Linked DNA regions of Homo sapiens: all the other regions are linked to region 1. Evidence: chromatin loops called from intact Hi-C (ENCODE). Cell type or tissue: A673. All regions are shown on one strand. Each heading gives the region's core, and the rest is flanking DNA. Links, peaks and the distances in the headings are about the cores only.

Region 1 (8,178 bases), core at 2,036-7,035:
GCAGTATGGCTGCCACAGTTCCAGCCATCACATTCTTTTTTAAATTTTTTTGAGACAGAGTCTCACTCTGTCATCCAGGCTGGAGTACAGTGGCGTCACCTTGGCTCACTGCAACCTCTGCCTCCCAGGCTCAAGCAATTCTCCTGCCTCAGCCTCCTGAGTAGCTAGGACTACAAGTGCCCGCCACCACACCCAGCTAATTTTTGTATTTTTAGTAGGAACAGGGTTTTGTCATGTTGACCAGGCTGGTCGTGAACTCCTGACTTCAAGTGATCCACCTGCCTTGGCCTCCCAAAGTTCTGGAAATACAGGCGTGAGCCACCATGCCCAGGCAAGCCATTACATTCTTTTTTTTTTTTTTTTTTTTTTCTGAGACAGAGTCTCGCTCTGTCGCCCAGGCTGAAGTGCAGTGGCACGATGTCGGCTCACTGCAACCTCCACCTCACGGATTCACGCCATTTTCCCACCTCAGCCTCCCGAGTAACTGGGACTACAGGCGCCCGCCACCACACCCAGCTAAATTTTTTTGTATTTTTAGTAGAGACGGGGTTTCACCATGTTAGCCAGGATGGTCTCGATCTCCTGACCTAGTGATCCACCCACCTCGGCCTCCGAAAGTGCTGGGATTACAGGTGTGAGTCACCACGCTCAGCCGCCATTACATTCTTATACAATTGTCTCCAAAGCCAGGAAGAAAAGGAGTAGTCAGAACAACAAGAAAAGTTAACTTTCCTCACTCTAGCTTTCTTGCTCCCTCCCTCACTCTTACTCTCTCTCCCACTGTTTTGTGTGTGTGTGTGTGTGTGTGTGTGTGTGTGTGTGTGTGTGTGTGTTTTGAGGCGGAGTCTCACTCTGTTGCCCAGGCTGGAGTGCAGTGGCATGATCAGCACACTGCAATCTCCGCCTCCTGGGTTCAAGTGATTCACGTGCCTCAGCCTCCCAAATAGCTGGGATTACAGGCCCACACCACCACACCCAGCTAATTTTTGTATTTTTAGTAGAGACAAGGTTTCATCATGTGGCCAGGCTGGTCTCGAACTCCTGACCTCAGGTGATCCACCTGCCTTGGCCTCCCAAAGTGTTGGGATTACAGGTGTGAACCACTGCGCCCAGCTTCCCGCTCTTTCCATCTACCTCACCCTCTCTCTCTATTCTGGCCAGGAGAGAAAATCTTTCTCAGAAGACTCTCCTTATATGTCATTGACCAGAACACGGTCACATGGTCACCTGTAACTGTAAAGGGAACCTGGGAAACCGAGCATCTGGCATTTTCCGCCTCTATGGTAGTCAGTAAACCTTGCTAGCCAGGAAGAAGGAGGGGAGTGGCTGGTGGCTAGGACCGTGGGAGTCCAGTGGGGCAGCAGCAGTGACATGGCCCTGAGGCAGTGACACAGGCAGCATCGTCGGTCTGGAGGAGAAACACGGACACAGCGTCTGGGAGCCTCCTAGTGAGTTCTGGACTGACCAAAGGACATGGGACAAATGCCAGGAGAAAGAAGAAGTCTGTTTTTGGTAGCTAAGGAGCACATGTGAGGGTCTCTGGGAGCAATAAAGGTAAATGGTGGGTCTGAGAGGGAAATTTTCAATAATTTTGCTAGAGACCAGTATAGCACAGTCATTAAAGCTGGATAGCACAGCTTTGGAAGCAGACAGCCCAGGTCTTAAATTCTGACACCCACTGACCAGCCGTGGAACACTGGGGCAATCATTTCACCTTTCCAGGCCTCAGTTCCTCTTTTGTAAATGAGCTAATAGCCATCCCTCCTTCACGAGGCTACTGTGAGGATTAAGTTACTTAATACAAGTAAAGCACAATACCTGCCATCTGCTATTCTCTTACTGTAAGGACTATAGTCATCCTGGTGGATGTGAAGTGAGTCCCGTGTGGTTCTGATTTGCCTTTTCCTTGATGACTAATTATGTCGAGCATCTTTTGTGCTTGAAAGTATTGTTTGCTTATTGGCCATTTGTTTATCTTCTTTGGATATTCAAGTCCTTTGCCTATTTTATTTTATTTTTTATTTTGAGACAGAGTCTCACTCTTGTCGCCCAGGCTGGAGTGCAATGGCGAGATCTCAGCTCACTGCAACCTCCATCTCCTGGGTTCAAGCGATTCTCCTGCCTCAGCCTCCCAAGTAGCTGGGATTACAGACTCTCACCACCACGTCCGGCTCAATTTTGTACTTTTAGTAGAGACGGAGTTTCGCCATGTTGGCCAGGCTGGTCTCAAACTCCTGACCTCAGGTGATCCACCCGCCTCGGCCTCCCTAAGTGCTGGGATTATAGGTGTGAGCCACTGTGCCTGGCCTACCTTTGCCCATTTTTAAATTGATCTGTTTTCTACTTGTTGTTGCAATAAGAGCTCTTTATATATTCTGGATACAAGGCCCTAATCAGATATATTATCTGATTATTTGCAAATGTTTTGTAGCAACGATTGTGCTATTACTATGGTTTGGTCAGTGTTATTGTGGCTCTGTCCTTCTGGTCCACGCAGAAGTAGATGTAGGCTGTTAAAATGAGGTATGAATCTTAGCACATAAACTTGATAGTGCAAAAACTGTGACTTTCTTCTTTTTTTTTTCTTTTCCTTGAGACGGAGTCTTGTTCTGTCACCCAGGCTGAAGTGCAATGGGGTGATCTCGGCTCACTGCCACCTCTGCCTAATGGGTTCAAACAATTCTCCTGCCTCAGCCTCCCGAGTAGCTGGGATTACAGGCACCCACCAGAACTAATTTTTGTATTTTTAGTAAAGATGAGTTTTCACCATGTTGGCCAGGCCGGTCTCGAACTCCCGACCTCAGGTGATCCACCCGCCTCGGCCTCCCAAAGTGCTGGGATTACAGGCGTGAGCCACTGCACCCAGCCCTCTTCATTTTTCAATATCTGAACTAAATTTCTTTATTGATTCTCCATTGCTGTTGATGATGGAAATGTAATCTCAGTCAATTTGGGATTTTCCTACCCTCCTCAGGGTTGCAGATGGCCGTTGAGGGACTCAGATTGAGCCAAGTCCTAGGAGAGGTATCATAAACGCCCCCCGGGCATCTGCCTGCTCTTGGGTCATTGCATCAGTCAGGGGTCAACTAGAGAAATTAAAGACACAGAACAAATAGGAGATATATGATATATGTATGATTTTATATTCTCTCTCCCTCTCTCTCCATATATACATGTATTTGGGGAGGGGGGTGGGGTGAGGGTGTAGGTGTGATTATTGCAAGGAATTGGTTTATACACACAGGGCTGGCTAGGCAAGTCCGAAATTTGTAGGGCTGGTTGTTAGGAAGGCTGGAACTCTTCAGCACAAGCTGAAATTGCTATTGGCTGGCAGAATTTCTTCCTCTTCAAGGGCACCTCAGTTCTACCCATAAAGTCTTTCAGACTCACCCAGATTATCTGGGATAATCTCCCTTACTTGAAGTAAACTAATTATAGACAAATCACATCTACAAAATGCCTTCAAGCAACATCTAGATTAGTGTTTGAGGCTAGGCATGGTGGCAGATCACTTGAGCCCAAGGGTCAGAGGCCAGCCTGGGCAACAAGGCAAAACCCTGTCTCTACAAAAAAAAAAACATTAGCCAGGATTTTTTCATTTAATTATTATTTTTTAAACTAAAAGAAAAAATAGATTAGTGTTTGATCAAATAACAGGAGACCATAGTTTAGCCAAGCTGACACATAAAACTGACAAACTGACACAAAACAGACCTTGGTCAATTTGAAATCTCTGATGTGCCCCACTCCACACCCCCACCTCCTGGGCCAGCCGCCTCCTCACCGCCCAGCACAGTGCGGGGGTGGGTGGGGAGGAGCACAGGGACCACCACCGGGTGGCCTGCCTTTCTTTTTTTTATTCTTTTTTTTTTTTTTGAGACAGAGTCTTGTTCTGCCACCCAGGCTGAAGTGCAGTGGGGTGATCTCGGCTCACTGCCACCTCTGCCTCCTGGGTTCAAGCGATTCTTTTGCCTCAGCCTCGAGTAGCTGGGATTACAGGTGCCCACCCCGACTAATTTTTGTATTTTTAGTAGAGATAGGGTTTCACCATGTTGGCCAGGCTGGTCTCGAACTCCTGACCCCAGGTAACCCGCCCGCCTCGGCCTCCCTAAGTACTGGGATTAAAGGCGTGAGCCACCGCTCCAGACCGCGTGGCCTGCGTTTCTATCCCATTCTGCTATCCCTAGCCGGGAGACATCGCCAAGTTACCTAACCGCCTTTTGCCTCAGTTTCCTTACTGTGCAACGGGGATAATCATAGTCTCCACTTCCTATGGTTGTTGTGAGGAGCAAATCGGCAGGAACAGGGAAAAAGTGCTTAGAACAGTGGCTGGCAGGGCTCAGTCAATATTCTCTCATCCTGCTTCCGCTCCACTCCGGGTGTAAGGGTCTTCCGGGGTCATCGAGATCTCAGCTCTCAGATGTCCACATGTAAGGGAGATCTTACAGGGAGATCTTTCCCTGCCCCCAGCGCATAGCTAGACAAGCGGGGTGGCCTGGAGAAGAGACCGCGCAGCACGTGGGCTGCGGACCCCGAAATCGCCCTGGCCGTGCGCGCGCGCCCTCTAGAGGACGTCAGGGGAACCTCCCGTGAAGGAGAAACTACGATTGTTGGGGACCCTGGCAACTTTGCTGGGGAACAGAGAGTCACATAAAGAGAAGGCGTTTTCTTGTCCCTCTCACTTCAAAAGATACCTTTAATAGGCACGTCCTGGGCTCCCACAGCTCTCAACCGAGAGGGAGGCGCGCCATGGCCTATTGACACCCGGGGGACGGCGCCAGCAGGGGCGGCCTCCAGGGGGCGCCACGGAGCTGCTGCTCCGGCCTCTCGAGAGCAGTGGGCGGCGGGACTCAGGCCCGTGCCCGCGCCACTGGGCGTTCTTGGAAAACGCTGATTTCCTGCCATGAAATGGGCGGAGACCTCGAGAGTTTGCAATCCGGGGTATTGCTAGCTGCCAGCCGGAGGGACATCAGTCACGTGACCGCGTTCTGCCTGCAGGACCCGCTGTGAGCTCCTCCGAGCCAGGCTTCTACCTCCGCCTCCCTCGCTTGATTCCCGGACGAGTATGTCTTTAGATTTGGTCGTGCCTGTCTCCTCCCTTCTCCCTGATGCCCCAGAGGGAGCTTTAATTAGCCTCAGTGCTGCCTGACTGGAAAGCAGTCCGATGGTGAAAATCCCCTGCTGTCAAATTATCTGGGATCCCAGCCTGGCCTGTCTGGTGATGTGGCATGTTATATGTCGCAGTGGTTGACGCTGGCCACAGCAGGCTGGAGGGAAAGGAGAGGATCAGGACAAAAAGTGACACCTCGTGAGGGTTTGTGAATTCTTGCCCCTTTACTAACGTCCCAGCCAGGGTTTCTGGACCAAACTGGTGCTCTCAGACTCTGAAATCCTGCCTCAGAGGTGAAGAGGCACCCCCTGTCCCCTGCCCCTACAGGCCTCTCCGTGGGTTCATTGGAACTTCACGCACGTAGGGCCCCAAAAGCTCCCCGCAAGCTGGAAGAGAAGCAGGCGAGGGTCAGGGAAGGAGCTTGAGTTTTGGAAAAAAGCAGACCTGAGACAGGGACTCGAATCTTGTTCCTGCTAATAACTGGACCCTGGATAAATTCTTAAGTTCTATAAGCCTCAGATTCCTCATCTGTAAGATAAGCATCATAATTCCTACTTCTCAGGATTAAAGAAAATATATGGGAAGTGCCTAGCACAGAACCTAGCATGTAGTGAATAGCTAATAAATATGTGTTGAAGAAATGAATTAGCTAACTAATTAAGTCAATAATCAATGAATATTCTAAGTAGTAGAATCTCAAGCTCACAGACCCATAGAACTGGAAGCATCTTAGAGATCACGGTCCAACCCCTTTATACTAGATGTTTAGAGTACTTCCAGATCCAAGTATCATGGCAGAGTGTTTAAGAATGTGGACTAGGCCAGGTATGGTGGCTCACACCTGTAATCCCAGCACTTTGGGAGGCCAGGGTGGGTGGATCACCTGAGGAGTTCGAGACCAGCCTGGCTAACATGGCAAAACCCCGTCTCTACTAATAATACAAAATCAGCCAGATGTGGTGGCACACGCCCGTAATCCCAGCTACTCGGGAGGCTGAGGCAGGAGAATCGCTTGAACCTGGGAGACTGAGGTTGTAGTGAGCCAAGATCAAGCCATTGCACTCCAGCCTGGGCGACAAGAGCGAAACTCCATCTCCAAAAAAAAAAAAAAGAGAGAGAATGTGGACTATAGGGCCAAGCTGCTTTGGTGCAAACTCTTGCTCTGATGCTAACTAGTGTGTGATCTTGGGCAAGTTATGTAATCTCTCTTTACCTCAATTTCCTCTTCTGTAAAATGGGGATAATGGCATCTGCGTCCTAGGTTGCTAGAAAGAGAAAGAATAAGAGAATACCTTAAAAAACACCTAAGGCAGTACATGTTAACTATTGTATCAGGTGCCATCAGGGATTATGTCAGGCTCCCATCGTCTTGTCCAAAGATTAGTGGTATTCAACTTTTTTCAAACAAAAACGTATGTAAATGTCAAATTATTCATCCATTGGTTCAAAATAAATGTTGAGTATCTGCTCTGGGCTAGGGCTCATTCTAGGTATTGAGGAATACAAACTAAGCGTCTCTATTCTTATAGAGCTTACATGCTACTGGAGGGGAACATAAAATATACAAACAAATGAAAATAAATCTGTAACACATCAGGTTGTGATGAGGGCTAACCAGAAGAGTAAAGCAGGATAAAGAGAGATGCAAATAGGAAATGTGTACATGGGTTCAGGGAAGCCCTCTCTGATAAAGAGACGGTTGAGCAAAGATCTGAAGCAAGTAGGAGAGTAATCACTGTTGATATCCGGAAGGAAGAGCAATCCAGGCAGGGGGAACAGCCAGTGCAATGGCCCTGAGGTAGGAGAGTGCTTAGCATAATCAAGGACAGCATGACTGGAGGAGAGGGAGCAAGGGAGAGGGTGGTAGATGAGGTCAGAGAGGTAGTCAAGGATGGTGAGAAGTGGTTGGATTATGGGAACATTTTAAAGATGGAGGTGGCCAGGCATGGTGGCTCATGCCTTTAATCCCAGCACTTTGAAAGGCCGAGGTTGGTGGATCCCTTGAGTTCAGAAGTTCGAGAGCAGCCTGGCCAACACGGCAAAACCCCATCTCTAATAAAAACACAAAAATTAGCCGGGTGTGGTGGCACATGCCTGTAGTCCCAGCTACCCAGGAGGCTGACGCAGGAGAATTGCTTGAACCGGGGAGGGAGAGTTGCACTGAGCCGAGATCATGCCATTGCACTCCAGCCTGAGCAACAGAGCGAGACTCCGTCTCAAAAAAGAAAGAAAGAAAGAAAAAAGATGGGGCTAACAGGATTTGCTGCTGGATTTAATGCCTTCATTGTTTTTGGCCTAAGCAACTGGAAGAATGGAGTTGCTATATATGTATTTATTTGTTAGATGAGGAAGACTCTAGGAATAAGTTTAGATTGAGAGAAATCAAGAATCCATTTTGGGACACATTAAGCTTGAAGCCCATTAGAGAGGACAGCCAAGACTATAAGGAATTTAGATGAAAGTGATACTGCTATGGGGAGGAGCAATGGGTGGGTGAGTGTGGGCAGATAGCCAACATGTCCTGTCATTTCTACTTATAGAATGTTCCTTGCAAAAATACTCTCCTCTCCTATTCCCAATCCCATTGCCTTTTTTTTTTTTCTTCTGGAGACAGGATCTTGCTCTATCACCCAGGCTGGAGTACAGTGGCGTGATTTTGGCTCACTGCAGCCTTGACCTCCCAGGCTTAAGCGATCCTCCCAGCTCAGCCTCCCAATTAGCTTGGACTACAGGCGTATGCCACCATGTCAGGCTAACTTTTGTAATTTTTGTAGAGATGAGATTTTGCCATGATGCCCAGCCTGCTCTTGAACTTCTCTGAGCTCAAGCAATCCTCCTTCCTTGTCCTCCCGAAGTGTTGGGATTATAGGCATGAGCCACTGCATCCAGTCCCCTTCCATTCTTATGTCTCACTCCCTGACTGGGGCACCTGCGCGCAACCTGGTTCCACTCTGGCCTTGCTTCCACACTGCCTTTAGAAGGATCTTTCTAGTATAAAATCTCCCCTCTTGTTCAAATCTGACGCTGACTTTTCTTTCGTTGTAGCTCATTTTAGCAATGGTTTTCAA
Region 2 (8,178 bases), core at 1,220-6,219, 150 kb after region 1:
AAAATGGGAGGAATAGGTGACTACTATGAAAACCAAGGCTATCAGGCTTTCTTGAGGAATTGCAGCTAAAGGCCTAGGTGACAGGACAGTTGGCATCTGCTGCTTCATGAATTGTTTGTAGCAGAGTGGCAGCTCTTTTGACCCGAACACGTGCAGTATTCAGGGAGCTCATTGTGTAAATCTTGTGTGTTGGCCAGCACCATTGCCCCCTACAATACCTCATGGGGAACTGGAGAGGCCTTTGCTGATCTAATCTGGATACATTTCCCTCAGTTACTGCAGCTCTGGGTCCCCAGAGAGTCCTCTCTAAAGAGCTGCCAGTTTGTTGAGTGCTGGCATTTGTAAGATTATTTCTTACTATATGATTCGTCCAGTGAAGATGACACCCATTTATGAGGTCCTGATCTATTAAGCAGAAATAGCAACCATCATTCCTGTGTTTTTGGAATGAATGCTGACTCTAGGGCCCCTGTATGCTTTCTCAGCTGTAGAGTTTGGAGGGCTCCTTTAGCAAGCAAACAATGTGCCCTTCTGGGTGCCAGGTGACTTTACTGTTGTTCTGTTGATTCCTGTTAATTACTTTCTTGATTTAATCTCCAAGGAATAGAGATACCTTCATAAAATGAGTGGTATGGCTCAGGATGTAAGTCTTTTTAATTTGTACACCAGAAATGTTGTGGATGGCTTTCTACTTTGCCAGAACTTTCAGTTTAGTTTAGAGAGTGAATTGTAATCATTTGTCTTGATACCCTGGCCCTTTGGCATGTCAGCCCTAACACTGAAACAAGAACTCTGGGTAGAGGACATCAGCTTGGCCCTCAGTTCCTGAGCCATTGAATGTCAGCGCTACATTTAATCATATCACCCCCGTTTTACATTTGGGGAAACTGAGTTCCAGAGAAGTTAGATGACTTACCAAATCCATAGTCTTATTTTCTTATAGCTCTTGCTAGTGGCAAAGCTGAGTCTGTGATATTGAGCCTTCATTCTCAGTGGAGTGCTTTTTTCCCAGTGCAGAGCTGTTTCCTGAAGAACATGTACTGTCATGACCAAGGAGTGGCCAAGCCCTGCTGTACTCCATCAGCAGTGCAGGCTTTAAGGTGTATTTGAGAGTTTGACAGATTGCGATTGTGATGATGAAAATTTATAGGAAAGAGCAAGAGCACTGGTTTGTGAGTTTGCACGCCACTGACTTACAGAACCCAGCCCCTTCTGGCCTCCCCTTCTCCCAGCCTCCCGTGCAGTGCACTGTGTCCAGTGAGTATCTTCATGACTACGTGATTATAATTCCTTGAGAGCCCCATGTCTATTTGCTAAAAAATAAATATGTGCTGCTACACTAACCTAACAAGCAGTCATCTTGTAGTTCCTGCCTGAAAATGTTTGATCATGGTTGTCAACTCTATGCCTGCTATAATTTTTGCCTAGCATAATGTGAAGAGAAAAGATAAAAATCCTTCTCTCACTGTGCATTTTCACTGTCCCCTCCCCTCATTCTTAGTGTATAGAATTCCAGAATGGGCCTTGCTTTCTGACATTTTCCTGCCCCATGACCCTAACAGATCTATTCAACATGACCCTGACGGCTGAGATAGATCTAAACCCAGCCCCTTCACAGTGGAACACTTAAGCTGGGTAGTAGTTCCATACTGAGACCCCTTTCAGTACTTTCTCTTCCTCCCCTTCTTTTTTGTTGTGTCTTCCCCTACCAACATGAGCTCCTTTTTAGGGAGAAGTTGTATCCTTCACTCTTTTCCCCCATCACCTAGGAGTTGCTCAATATAGTCATTAAATAAATTTTGGCATTCTCATGCTGTTTACCATTCATGATGGGATGGGTAAGATGCAGGAATGCTAATAAGGTTGTCAGATGGCCGTGTTATTCCTTTATAGAAGTTGTTTTATGGTCCTTAATAATAATTTATAGTACCAGGTACTATTTACTGAATGCTTGCTATGCATCAGGTATTGTGCTAATGCACATATGCACATACCATCCACTTTTCATTACTCTTTTTTTTTTTTTTTAAATTTTTCAGATAGAGTCTCTCTGTGTCTCCCAGGCTGGAGTGCAGTGGCGTGATCTCGGCTTGCTGCAAAACCTCCTGCCTCAGCTTCCCCAGTAGCTGGGATTACAGGCATGAGCCACCATTCCCAGCTAATTTTTGTATTTTTAGTAGAGACGGTTTCATCATGATGGCCAGGCTGGTCTCGAGCTTCTGATCTCAGGTGACCCGCCCGCGTCAGCCTCTTAAAGTGTTGGGATTACAGGCATGAGCTACCACGGCCGGCCCACTCCTCATTACTATTAACAACCACTCTCCTGGCTGGGCACGGTGACTTGTGCCTGTAACCCCAGCCCTTTGGGAGGCCGAGGCAGGCAGATCACATGAGGCTAGGCGTTCAAGACCAGCATGGACAACATGGCGAAACCCTGTCTCTACTAAAAATACAAATATTAGCCGGGTTTGGTGGCCCATGCCTGCAATCCCAACTACTTGGGAGGCTGAGGCACGAGGATTGCTTGAATCCGGGAGGCAGAGGTTGTAGTGAGCCAAGATCATGCCACTACACTCCAGCCTGAGCAACAGAGTGAGACCCTGTCACAAACAAACAAACAAACATGCAAACACCCATTCTCTCTATAAGGTGGACAGTAGAAGCCATATTTTACCAATGAAGAAACTGGGCTTTAGAGAAGAGCAAGTCACAGAGCTGGAAAGTGGTAGAACAGGCATTTAAATCTAGGTTAGCTTGATACCGAAGCCTATGTTTTTAGTAACCATACTGAACCTCCTTGAGTAGTTAATTTGCTGAGCATTACTGTGAAAGAGAGCTAAGTCACTTATGTTCCCTAGGATTTATAAATGAGACATCTGTGTTAGCACAGGGCATTAGTAACATGATTTAGATTAAATCTGGCTTTGGGATTAAAGAATAGAGACAAAGAGGAGGCATACGGAGCCTCTGCCACTTAACTTCCTGGAGCTGATTTGCTTGTGCTCAGTATTGAGGAATCTTTCCTCTTTGAGTGAGTGTAGAGTGGTTTTGGGTCATTTGTAGTCTACACAGTTTCTGAGAGATGATCTGTCCAGCAATTCCAGATTGTTTAGGGTGGGCCTGGGAGAGGGTATGGCTTACTCCTCGTTTCTGGTGCCGTATTAAGGTGAACTAGAGCTGATTCATGTACTGGTTGAGACTGTAAAAGGACTTCCAGGTTTAGTCATTCTGCAGGAGGCTTTCTCTTTGGTTTAACTGTAGCTCTTCATCCCTCACCCTGGTTTACATAATTGGGACTTTAAAATTTCATTGTGGCTGTAAGAACAAAGGGAATGCACTTTTCAGCAGCTCCTTACTGACCAGTCGTGTGGAGTCCCTGTAGTGTACTCAGGGAGAGCGGCTGCCTCTCTGATTCTCTGCATAAAACAAAAGTATTTTGTACATAGCTTTGAAATGGGAGAGAGAAACTTCTGAAGAAAAAAAGAGTTGTTTGGGGTAATAAGATTTTGAGGAGGCAGACACTTCCTGCATTCTCCCCTGGGGAAAGAATCTAGCTACAATTGAAGGGCATTGCCTCAACTAATTTAGTTAAGTGGCCCCGTCCTGGATTAATAACTTGGGCAGACTTCCCAATGGATTTGGCAGGGTATTGGGTTTCTCTCTCCCCAAACCCTCCCTTCTCTCTGCCCTGCACATGTGTGCTAACATAATTACAGAAAGTTACAAGGGGATGGGGCTGCTCTTAAAGGAGGTGGCTCAGAGGAGAGAATGTGATTGTGTAGTCCTGTCATATTTCCGAAATGGCAGAGTTCGAGTAAAATGGTAGGGTGGAAGCAAGCAGGCTGGTTTCTCTCTGTAATGGCAAAGGGGGAGGAGGGTTGGTGGCAGTGTCGATTTCAAGCACCTAGAGCACACGAGCACTGGGTACTAATTTTGTGCTAGAGAAATATTAAACTGTCTTTTTGCATTTGTTTGTCCAGATTGCATTACTAAGGATCTGGTCATTACAGAACAACCTTTTTGATTAAGGTCAGAAGTTAACAGTTTTTCAAGTTTGGTGGTCAAGTGTTCAGAAATATTTCACAGATTTAGTTGAAAACCTGAGCAGATGCTTTTGCTGTTGTTTACCCCCGGGGATCGGGTGACATTCTTCTCCCTTTTCCTCTTCCCCACCCCTTTGGGAACCAACCAATCACGTAGAGGAATGGATTTCAGTGCCTAAGGAGTCAGCCAACTCCGGAGCTGTAGCTGAGACTGAATGTTTAACTCTTAGGTATCTGAATCACAGGGAATGGCAGACATTGCAGTTAGCTTGTTTTCTTGTTGGCATCTACTCTCAGAGCCCATCCCTAAGGGATTGTTCCTAATGAGGCGAGGTACATTGCATTGAACTTGAAGGAACTGGCTTTTAGCCCCAATTCTGCCAGTAACTAGTATTGCAACCTTGGAAAAGTTATTTTCTCTTTTTAGACTTGCTTCTCTTTATGCACAATGAGAGGAAAAGGAGAAAATGGGCATGTATGGTATATCACTATATATTCCAGTGGCGTTTTATCGCTAGCCTTGAGGTTTAGGGGAAAAGCATTTAACCTGTATTGAGTGCCTATTCTGAAGCAGTTTGTTTTTATTTGTTACCTTATTAAATTCTTATGACTCTGCAGGGCAAATGCTGTTAACCCAATTTTACAGATGAGAAAAGTGTAGGCTAGAGAGGCTGTCCAGCTTGCCCAAGGTCACTTAAGGAAGGCCCATCTGGCTCTAATGCCCAGACTCTTCCATTCCACTAGGCTGGCTAAAAAGGCCCTAGAAGTCCTGCCAGCATTTTCACTCTGATATTCTTTAACTCCTTCACAGCTTTTAATCCTGCCCTGTAGGAGGACCAAACATTACTGTCTCCTCTTTCACAGCCCCGCTACTAGAGCAAGTAAATGACTTAGGGATTCCTCCATCACCTGAAAGCAGCAAAAGAAGATGGTACAGCATTCAATTTTCTCCTTCCTCCATAAAGAAATTCCCGTCCTTTATAGCCAGCTCTGCCCACCCCTTCCTCATTCCCCTTTTCTTAGACAGGCAGATATTTTCTTTTCTCTTTCCCTTTGGCTTGTGATTATCAGGTAAATATCCCTGGTTTGAGGGAGGAGCAGAATTTTGATTAGGTTAAAAAATTATCTTTACCCATAGCCTTTCTATGACATAGATACTACAATATTGGGTTTATCCCCACCTGGAATTTCTATGATATCTATATCTATAAACCTATATAGATTTATAGATATCATAGAAATTCCAGGTAGGAGTAAACCATATATATATCGGTATATCTCTATCCATCTATATATATATATACACACACACACATACATATACACACATATTATAATGATATAATTATATATGTATACACACACACACACACACACACACACACAATAGAAATAACAGGATATATATATCCTGTTAGGCGCTCCCTTAAAGAGCTTTATTTTTTTGCTTGTAAATTATCCTAGCCATCTGATTTAATAGATACACCTTACCCAAGAGAACACTTTCTGTTTCTCTTCCTGCAGATCTTACTTTTTTTACTTTTTAAAAATAGAGACAGAGTCTCACTATGTTGCCCAGGCTGATCTTGAACTCGTGGGCTCAAGCAATCTTCCTTTCCTCCTCTGCCTCTCAAAGTGCTGGGATTATAGGCACCAGCCACTGCAACTGGCCACGGTTTACTTTTAAATTCACAGAGAAAATAGCTTTTTAAAGGTGAGTTCTTATTAATATTTTGGTTACTTCCAATTAAAAAAAAATTACAGTAGAAGCCCTAAAATGTCAGATTTGCCAATAAATCATTTTCTGTCATTTGTTGTGGGCTAAGAAAAATGACAATAGACAAAACCATTAACAATTGAAATTTATTAAGAAAGGCACTGGCCTAGGTGTTTTATGTACATTATTTCTAATTTTCATCTTAATTCTGCATTTGTTGATTACAAAACAGGTTAAGAGGGGTTAAAGTACTTGCTCAAGGTCACTGCTAATGAATGGTGATTTGGCAATTTGATTGTAGGTCTGTTTCACTTTCAAACCTCAGTTCTTTCTTCAATGCCATGCTGCCTCTGGGATATGATCTTGAGAGTTTTATTTGATCATTCATGCTCATGCCTCAGCTCAGATCACCCCGGAAAACCCATATATCTTCTTTTAAAAAGGGAAATACATTTTATATGATAAGTTTAACAACTGAAAAAAAATTAAAAGAAGTATTTCCTGGTGTTTGCCAACTTTTACAATCAGGTGACTTTTACTGGTGTTTATTTTGAATTATTTTTGTTAAAGTTTGGATCCATCCCTTGTTTTAAGTGAAAATGCTAAATAGCTACTCATCCTCAGGTACTGGAGAGCTTAGGGGATTTCACTGTGAATTGGGTGGACAGGAAGAGGTAGGCCTTAAAGGTTAAGTAATATATAGGTAGATGGAAAAGGTGGAAGAATTTTCTTGCGGTGAGGAAATGTTATTGCTTGCTCCATCACTTGGTACATCCTGTGTTCACACCATCTGTTTGAGCTCCTGAGAATGTTGATGGGAATCTAATGAAAGATGGGTTGGTATTAATGAATGCTCATGTTCTTCTCCCTTCCTCTCTTGAGGAGTTGCTTGTGATTTAGCTCTGCCACACTTTATGTTGGGCTTTCCCAGTGGTGTGCTCTGAGAGATTCATATAAGAGAAGTATACGTAGTATGCTGTTTCTGCCATCCAGATCACCTCAACAAATAGTTCCATAATGTTTATTATGTGCCTGTTATATGCCAGTCAGTTGGCATGACCAACTGATGATGCTGAGATAAGATGTGTCATTGCCCACTAGGCCTTTACGTTGAGTACAATTTGCAGTCTCATTCAGGATACAAGACCTACAAACATGGAATTAACAAAAAAGAAGTATGTATTTAAGATTAAAAAAAAATGAGTGAACCAAGACCAGCAAATGTTGTTGAGGTTTAGAGATGAAAGGGGTTAGGATTTGCTGGAGCAGTAAAAACAGGGTTCATTAAAAATTTTATCCAGAGTATGGAGTGGGGAAGGGCTGGGGTGAGATGGGATATGGGTCATGCCACTGCTAGTGAAAGGAAATTGAAAATGGCTCATTGGATTAGAATAAGGTACTTATACCTTCTAAAATTGTTGATGGAGTCATAGGCAGAGATTGGGAAGGGGAGATTCCACCAATTAGCATTTTAAGTGAGGAGTGTAACGATACCAGCAGCTAATGTAAACAACACCAATAATAACAACTTAATCCCTGAGATCACAATTTTTAGGAAAAATTTCTTACATTTATTTATATTTTGGCTCCCTTGATTAGCTTTCCTCTGATTAGAGAATGTGGTATCCTGTATATTAAAATACCTTTACTCTTGTTGGATTTTTAAAAGATGCAAAACTTTAAGATAAATCAGAGGTCGATTAAGACACCAGTAGGCCTTGTTGCCATTTCCATTTCCCATATGCATTGATTACTGTGTAGCAGTATTCCTGATGATTGTTGAATATTTATGAGGTTCTCTCCCAAAAAAGCCCACCAAGTGAAGAACTATCTTTCATTTTTTAAGTTCCTGAAAATTACCTAAAACTCTTCTGTAGGAGATGGCTTTTACAAAGAAGATTCTTTCCTTCTCCCTTCCCCCAACCCATAGTAGCTTAACTTAAGTACCTGGGGGAGATAAAGATAAATGTGGGAAACTTCAGGATGAAAGGGACATTATTAGAGACCAGAGAAGTCCCGGGAGGTCATATCAGGCTTAAAGTGGAAACTATGTTACAACCTAAGCAAGGAGCAACTGATAGGTCTATAAATAGGGTTTTATCTCCTCCTAGAAAATTTTTGTCATGGTTATAGCTTTCCATGTGGGGGACTATTATATTTACTAAAAATAAACCGTTTCAGAAATAATTAAAATAAGTCCCACTGAACTCATTTATGTTATTAAAAGTAAAGTCATAGCCTGAAAATAAGTTTATAGAGTTTGGCATGTACTAATTTTAAGGAACATTTTGATGCTGCAGCCATTGCTTATATATGGGATAGAATGGTAAAGCCCAAATGGATTTGTATGGATTAAAATAGATTACCTTCTCAGAAAATAATGTTATTTCAGTTTTTTTCCGCTAGTTCAGAAGACCC
Region 3 (8,178 bases), core at 2,117-7,116, 310 kb after region 1:
GCTGTGTTAATTATTTAAATCACTGCTCTCAGAAATTTACATTTTAAACTAAATACTCTGTTATTGGATGTGCAACTTTATGTTCCCTAATGTGGTCCACTTCTTCCCTGCCCTTTTTTCTCCTTGTTATTTTTAGGTGAATAATGCTACAGCACGTGTAATGACCAATAAGAAGATGGTCACACCATATGCAAATGGTAAGAAATTATAATCTTCGAAAGAGTGTTTATTCTTGTGTAAATATATGAAGTTTTTATAAACTTCTAAGAATGTCTTTATTTCCGTCTTAAGACAGTTTGATTTGTGTTGAAGTAGTCTCTTTACCTGGGAGAGTATTTTATTTTTACAGAATAACTTTGTCATTACAATTGAGCTAAGTTTTTAGTTATTAAGGTGTTATGTTCTAAGTAATGTTCATCTTTTACACAGTGCAAACATGCTATCTAGTTGCCTATTAACCCAAATTGGATCCCACCTGAGCACCTTCTTTTTCAGCTGCTGTAGCTCTTTCTAATATGTTAGACTTGTCCGTAATACCCCTGGATGCCCACTGACTCTTACTTTTAGTTCTGACTTTCATTCATCTGAGCATAAGTGGAATAAATTAGGAGGATATTTTAATCACTTTTATAATTCTGGACCTGTTGCTCTCCTTAGCCCTAGAGATAACAGCCATGGGTATGGTTGTGTGTGTATCATTTTCTGTTTCATGATTACATATTATATAGTAAGGTTTATAAGTTTTTCTCATTGAGAAGGAAATTTTCTATGAATAATTTGTTACATCAGTTACCAAATTTAATCTAGACTCATGGTCTCTGAATGAGATGGAATATAAATTTAATCTGTAGCCCAGTGGTGGTTTTGCAGACTGTTCTGCAGAGCCAGTTTGGGAGAGAAAAAGGAAACCAAATGGATTGAATTCTGAGGTCTCAGCTGTACTTTAGTCTGAGCAATTAGGGTTCTGCATAAGCTTTTACTAATATCTAGAATAAAGGGGGGAGTTTCTGCTGGAGTTTTTTTTTTTTTTTTTTTGAGACGGAGTCTCGCTTTGTCACCCAGGCTGGAGTGCACTGGCGCAATCAAGGCTCACTGCAAGCTCTGCTTCCCAGGTTCACGCCATTCTCCTGCCCTCAGCCTCCCGAGTAGCTGGGACTACAGGCGCCCGCCACCACACCTGGCTAATTTTTTGTATTTTTAGTAGAGATGGGGTTTCACCGTGTTAGCCAGGATGGTCTCAACCTCCTGACCTCGTGATCCGCCCACCGTGGCCTCCCAAAGTGCTGGGATTACAGGCGTGAGCCACCATGCCTGGCTCTGCTGTTTTTTTAAAAAGTTTGAACCCACTGCTAGAGTATGGCTGTATGTGCTAATAATGTCTTAAATCAAGGAGAAATGTATCCGTATTGACTATATCCCATAAAGTCTTCAATAAATATATTTAGCCCAGCTTTTCACATAGATGATACAAATTTATCAGCATAATTTGCATTTTTCCTTACTCCTTTTATCGGTATGATACCACTGCCTCCCACTTTACCTCTTATTTTCTTTTCACTGCTCTTACAAAAACAAGTCTCTACAATTTTGATAAAAACTCAAAGTAAACAAAATAGAAAGGAGAGGCAAAGAATGTCAAATTTTCTTTACATCTAAGGGAAATATTGTGACAGAAAGAGCCTCTGACTGGAATTCAGAAAACAGACGTTCTCCTTCTAGGTTTGACTCTTTATTTACTCCGTGACAGTGGACCAGTTTTTTAACCTAATTCTGTTTTCATATTTATAAATTGAGACCACAGATTTTTGGCACCAGGATTTTTTAAGAAATTATTGAAACTCAACCCTCCCAGCTTATTATTAGGAAATGAGACCCAGAAAAGTATAGTATTGACCTCAGATTGCAGATGTGGTATCTATTTTACCTTCCTCTTTGGGTTTTGTGAAGGTCAAAGGGCATCTGTGAAAATACATTGTAAATTTTCTAAAACTAAATATATTCAAAGTATTACTAACAACATGTCAATATACATCCATTATATTGATTTTTGTTTTTGTTTTGAGGCAGAGTCTCTCTGTCACCTAGGCTGGAGTACAGTGGTGCGATCTCAGCTCACTGCAACCTCCACTTCCCGGGTTCAAGCGATACTCGTGCCTCAGCCTCCAGAGTAGCTGGGATTACAGGTGTGTGCCACCACATCCGGCTAATTTTTGTATTTTTAGTAGAGACGAGGTTTTGCCATGTTGGCCAGGCTGGTCTCGAGCTCCTAGACTCAGGTGATCCCTCCGCCTCAGCCTCCCAAAGTGCTGGGATTACAGGCTTGAGCTACGGTGCCTGCCCATTATGTGGATTTAAAGGGAATGCTCAGGCAATAGTGGCATTGGTAGGAAAGAAAAAGGTTATTTTTTAAAATATTATTCTAAATTAATATTCAGGTTTAGTAGGCAAGAAACCTTCTGCTATTGTGTTAAAGGTCCTAAGAAGAATTTGTTGGGTTCCTCCTAATGAATTCTCAGTCAGCATTCTCATTTAGGTTGGTTGGAATCTCTTAATTTGTGCAGAAATGTTGCACAGTATTTGTGTAATTTGATGTTGCAGAATATTTGTGTTCTTACAATTCAAGTAGGATTTGAACCTAGATTTTGCCAGAATTTTATGTGGAATATTGAAGAGACATTGCATTTTATGAGCACATAAAATGATGAATAAGAGATTGGATTGAATCAGAGTGAATAGGTTTTCACTTGAATAATGTCTTGCTTACAGTCATTTAAATCTGGTAATTTCAATAATTCTTTTGAAAAGGCCAATTGTGGCTGGACGCAGTGGCTCAAGCCTGTAATCCCCAGCACTCTGGGAGGCTGAGGCGGGTGGATCACCTGAGGTTAGGAGTTCAAGACCAGCCTGGCCAACATGGTGAAACCCCATCTCTACTAAAAGTATAAAACTAGCCAGGCATGGTGGCACGTGCCTGTAGTCCCAGCTACTTGGGAGGCTGAGGCATGAGAATCACTTGAACCCAGGAGCCGAGGTTGTGGTGAGCCGAAACTGCGCCACTGCACTCCAGCCTGGGTGACAGAGCAAGACTCTGTCTCAAAAAAAAAAAAAAAAAAAAAGAGGAGGCCAATTCTGGCCTTTTTCTTTTCATTCGTATATTTATAGAATAGTGTGGCACAATGCTAGGGTCTTAATATAAAAAGACAAATGAGTCAGAAAATATATAATATAGAGTATTTTTGCTTATATGTAAAATTCAGTTAATATTGATTAAAGTTTTCATGTGGAATTCTACTTTTATTCACTCGCAGTGAGCAATCGTATATTATTCCTTTTTAAAAAATACTTGCCATATTCCTATAAATATAAAAAAGGGAAAGAAGAAATAAAGTTGACATTAAACATAATGTTATTTGGAAACTCTTAATATTTATAAATATTTAAGCTAATGTTCCACAGTATTCTGGTGTTCTTTAGCTAAGAAGTCTGATTAACTTAAAGGTGATTATTACACATTAAAGCCTCAGAAAACATGCACTGAAGTTGGGAATGTACCTTGAATTTTACTATTTCATGTCTTTCCTTTTTTAGTTGGTGAACCCCAGTAAAATCCCAATGGTAAATCCGAGTAAAAGTGGATTTCAGTTTACCTGGAATACCAGCATTGTATAGCCAAACATGGAGTCAAAGATCTAGGTTGAATTTGAGTTCAGCCCATGGATACCTTTATTAAAACAACTAGAGTAATAAACAGGGTTGAGAAAATGCATCACAGCATGGTTCAGAGTGACATATAGTCGGCCTTCTTTTTTTAAATGAAGGATAGGTCATCCAGGGTAATTCTGTGAGAACACTTTACCAAACTCTAGGATTTATTTCTATTTATTTTTTCTCCTCTCATTCCCTCTCCATCTTCCTCCTCCCAACATCATGACACCTGCCAAGCCCCCCAGCCCCAGCCCCTCATTATCTCTTCACTGTGTCCTAGTTCTACTACTGTTACTCTCTCATATAAACCCCAAGCTGGAATTCCAAAGAGAAGTTGATAATAGGCAAAAATAGCCCCAGAGATGGCTGAAGCCAACTTGACATGCACTGATCATCCCTTTCCTCAAACAGTCTTAAATGCTTACCTTCCATTTTGTGTGTTTCAGGTTGGAAATTAAGCCCAGTAGTTGGAGCTGTATATGGTCCGGAGTTATATGCAGGTAGTATTTAAGTAAATGTTTCCACTTGTGCTATTTAATTGTAATAGCATCTGCTGTTTTTCAATTTGTGACTCCTTTTTAATCTTCTTGCATTTTTAAATTTTTTAAAAATCCAATCAGCATCCAGCTTTCAAGCAGATGTGTCCCTAGGCAATGATGCAGCAGTGCCCCTATCAGGAAGAGGGGGTATCAACACTTACATTCCTTTAATCAGTAAGTAGCCTATGTTGGCCTGGCATGGATTTTGACTGTTGTGAGTGAACTATCATGTACTGTTTTTTTTTTTCCTAGTACAGTACATAACTGAAATGGAAATTTCTTGAGAGGGATATTAAATACTATCCCAGTGCCCTGTCCTGCTTAACCTGTGCTAGAATTTTCCTGACCAAATATTAAGATTGCACAAAGCAGAAATAGTTGGAAAAGGTAGAGGGGGTAAGGGCATATGAAGAATATTTTAGTCTGTACTTGACGATAAAGAAAACAAAAGAAGCAAGTATGTGTAGAGCATATTATACATTTCCTCTGCGAGTCAGCCACAGGTTCTCCAGCAGAGGATCACTTAGAAGTACTTCCAGTATTATTGATTATTCCCAGCTCTCTTGATCTCTCTAAGTCATTTTGACCTGAGCCATTTTACTCCAGCAAGAGGTATAATTAAACAGGATTCAGTGGACATGGAATCAATGTCTCTGCATGCTTTCCAGAGGACAGCACACTTAAAATAGGCTCTTAGAAATTGTCTGCCTCTTTAAAGGATATGAGGCCCCTAGAAATTGTCTGCCTCTTTAAAGGACAGGGTAGGAGTTGTTTCCCTCACCTTACATTTGTGGATTAAAATGTTTTAAATAAAAGAATGAAATTGACTAATGAAATGAAATGTCTAAAGACTATTATGTGCCTTAGAGGTTGGTACCATGTAAAAATATAAAAAGAATGTTCTTTTGAGTAATAATTATTATGTGGACATAGTAACATTGGGAAGCAAGGTTAATAACTGACCGGTTGAAGAGTTTGTGTCAATCTGATTTAGACTGCCCACAGTAATTAAAAGTCTGTCTCTTATTATGGCAGTCATTCTCAGAGCTTCTTGACCTGTTTCTCAGCAGCTTGCATTGTAAAGCTGAAATTGAGAAGGAACAGAGAAGCTCACTCAAGATTTGTGATGAATGAGGCATGGAATCTTTTGCTTTTGCATGTTGGGTCTCTCTTTCCATTTCTTCCCCACTGAGAGACCCAGGGTAGAACGTTTATTGAATGCATGCCACCTTTTCCAAAAAGGTGTGGTTCGTATCTTTCCATCTTTTCTATAATTGGTTCATAGCAAGTTGTGACTGTGCACCTTCTATTGAATGCAAGTTGAAATTTCTGTCATATTTTGGGTCTCCCTTTAGTTCCTGGCTTCCCTTACCCTACTGCAGCCACCACGGCAGCCGCTTTCAGAGGAGCCCATTTGAGGGGCAGAGGGCGGACAGTATATGGTGCAGTCCGAGCGGTACCTCCAACAGCCATCCCCGCCTATCCAGGGTAAGCGTTAGATTCCAAAATCAGTATGTTTCTAAAATAAGCAGTTGGACCAAAAAAGAATACCATGGCCCTTTCATAACTTCTGGGATGTTGCCGTGTCACAGAGTAGGCATTCAGTGAATATTTGCAAATTAACAGATTAGATGACAAAAAACAAAATATACCATCATCAGAATGTGACAAACTGTCAATTCATTATAAGTCTTCATTTTGGCCACCTTAAGCCCTCATGGTAATGGCTTAAGACAGTAGCCAGAACCGTCTTGTGTTTACTAGCAGTGTGTTGGCATGAAGTTCACTCAGAAGCGCACGAATATGGATTAACATTACTGCAGAGAACCAAAAGAGGAGCTCAAGATTGTAGTACAAGCCTGCATCTGCTGTGTTCACCTCCTTATCACCACCCCGTGTTGGGGCAGAGGCTGTCACATGTGTCCTCCCCTTTGGTTTCACTGCCTGGGTGGTGAGCAGCAGAGCTAGTTACCCACAATGGATTTGCTTTCTTTGTAGGAAACGGATTAAAAGAGGTTAATTCTAAGATGAACCAAGTCCAATTGAATCAAGGGAGAAAGGGAGAAGTAGGAAGAATTAAACTGCAGTTGGCTTCTGAATGATGGTAAAACAGCGACTGTAGCTGAGCATCCTTCACCGTTTGATTTTTTTATGGAGGGTGTCTCATGCAGTGGAATGATTCCATAGCAACAAATAAATCCTTTGCTACTGAATGGGGAAAAGGAGTGAAGATGGCAGGTTTTGTTTTTAGGGGTTTCTCAGTGTCAGCCTAAAATGCAAATTTTTATAGAGTGGTCTTTCATGAGTCAGTTGTACCAAGGACTTCCTCATCAAAGATGTGACATTTCTCTTCACCTTTTCTCTGCCAGATAATGTCAATATGACATATTTTTTTTTGTATTCTTACGGAGGAATAAGTAGCAGCAGAGAAGCTTGTTGGCTGCTACTTAGTTAAAATATAAAGGGAAGGAACCTCCTTTGTATGTCCTTTTCTGACAGCAAAATTGGCTTAGCCTTGAGGTGTACTAATTTAGCATTCATTCATTCATTCATTCATAGACCAAATGGATGTACCATTAGAAGTTCTCCATTCCACAGAGTTAAAACATTTTTATTAGACAAGGTATGTTGAAGTGGGCAGGCTCCAAAAGACACTGGAAGGGAACTGCTTCAGAAATTAACTTTTGTTTGGAGTTTGTAGACATTTAAATCACATGCATTCCATCATCTCCATCTTATGCCATTACTTACTTTTATTTTAATCCTTTTTTCTCTCAACTTGACCTTTGACCTTCAACCTCTGACATCTCTTTAAAGAAGTGAATATGCAGTATTATTTCATCAAGAAATACTCAAATGAAACATTAAAAGGAACCTTTTGGAAGTTTTACACACTAGGAAAATTGTTTGTGAAATGTCTTCCGTTGTAATCCAAGAGAATTTACTGTCATATTTGCAAAGAGAGACTACTCACCAGAAACATGGGACTTCCTTATTTTGTAACATTGCTGAATTACTTTATAAAGTGGTTGAATTTAGTCCTGTTCAATGTAGTCGTTTCAGTATATTGACCAAACTTGAGAACCCATTCTCTACCAAGTCTGTGTCAGGTATATATTTGCTCAAAGATATTTTATCTTTATGTCTAATCATATCAATTTCTGTGCATTACATTGAACACTGATTTCCCATGTTTTCTTTTTATTAACTAAACCACCTGTTTACATGGAAGATGGCAAGGAATAAGTCCAGTATTTCATGGGAATGGCCTAGAATTGCTTTTCAGCTTAGTAAACTAATTTCATCATTAATCATTACGTTTCTAGCCTCCTTGTGGCATTTGATACAGGGAATATTGGGATTCTTCTAGAACGTAGATGAATATTCCCAATAAGTTATTTGACTTAGGGTAAAATGTATTCGTGTTTTTAATGCCAACCCTTCTTTATAGAAGGCTTATTTGTAAATCTTTGCCTATATCCCCTTACTAAGATCTTTGAAGTTTAATTAATCACCACTTGGTCTCAGTGCTTTCCATTTTATCAGCCTTCTCATTTTGAACAAGTTGTTTTTTTCCTTAAAATGCAGCTGAGAGGCAGATTACTTTCTAATATCAGACTTTAACTGCAACTGGAGACTATGAAAATGAATGGGACTTAGCTAAATGAACATCAGAGATGAGTTTGATTTGCCTTTTGTGTGATACAAGGGCATAGCATATTTGGGGCATTCCAAAATGTGACCATGCTATCCTGTAAATACAACCAAATGTCATTGGAAATAGAATTAAGAAACATTCCACCTACCTATAAGAAATAAGTTATTTCATATTCAAGTTAAAAATATGATTTGATGACTTTACTTGTCAGCTTGTTTATTGTAACAGAGAAGGTAGTGGTGAAAATTTCCAGCTTGTTTAGTTGAATAACCAATA

What was found. A loop is a pair of places that touch in the nucleus more often than their neighbours do. Peaks named below come from ENCODE experiments on the same cell type or tissue, not always from the same donor. Only the 100,000 strongest peaks of a DNase experiment are listed, where the experiment ranks them.
Region 2: a loop joins it to region 1, with 3 times the contacts of the local background. A loop is called at or near these places in 5 of 110 quality-filtered maps.
Region 3: a loop joins it to region 1, with 4 times the contacts of the local background. A loop is called at or near these places in 2 of 110 quality-filtered maps.

What each region holds. Positions count from the first base shown.
Region 1 is chr22:36,062,694-36,070,871 of GRCh38, reverse strand. No RefSeq gene overlaps it. Among named protein-coding and RNA genes, the nearest start is that of RBFOX2, 38 kb to the right of the region's middle. In A673, for the core only: a CTCF peak has its summit at 4,708; a DNase peak (open chromatin) is centred at 4,901; H3K4me3 peaks cover 1,085 bases; H3K27ac peaks cover 1,542 bases.
Region 2 is chr22:35,910,729-35,918,906 of GRCh38, reverse strand. All of the region lies in intron 2 of RBFOX2 (RNA binding fox-1 homolog 2), which reads left to right. Among named protein-coding and RNA genes, the nearest start is that of RBFOX2, 110 kb to the left of the region's middle. RefSeq lists an enhancer at 1,851-2,530. In A673, for the core only: no CTCF peak of the experiment used is centred there; DNase peaks (open chromatin) are centred at 2,996, 3,616 and 4,186; H3K4me3 peaks cover 2,458 bases; H3K27ac peaks cover 3,584 bases.
Region 3 is chr22:35,757,442-35,765,619 of GRCh38, reverse strand. RBFOX2 (RNA binding fox-1 homolog 2) reads left to right here. Exons shown (of 14, transcript NM_001349999.2): 7 at 137-197; 8 at 4,152-4,205; 9 at 4,326-4,418; 10 at 5,600-5,732. Among named protein-coding and RNA genes, the nearest start is that of APOL5, 44 kb to the right of the region's middle. In A673, for the core only: a CTCF peak has its summit at 4,373; a DNase peak (open chromatin) is centred at 4,369.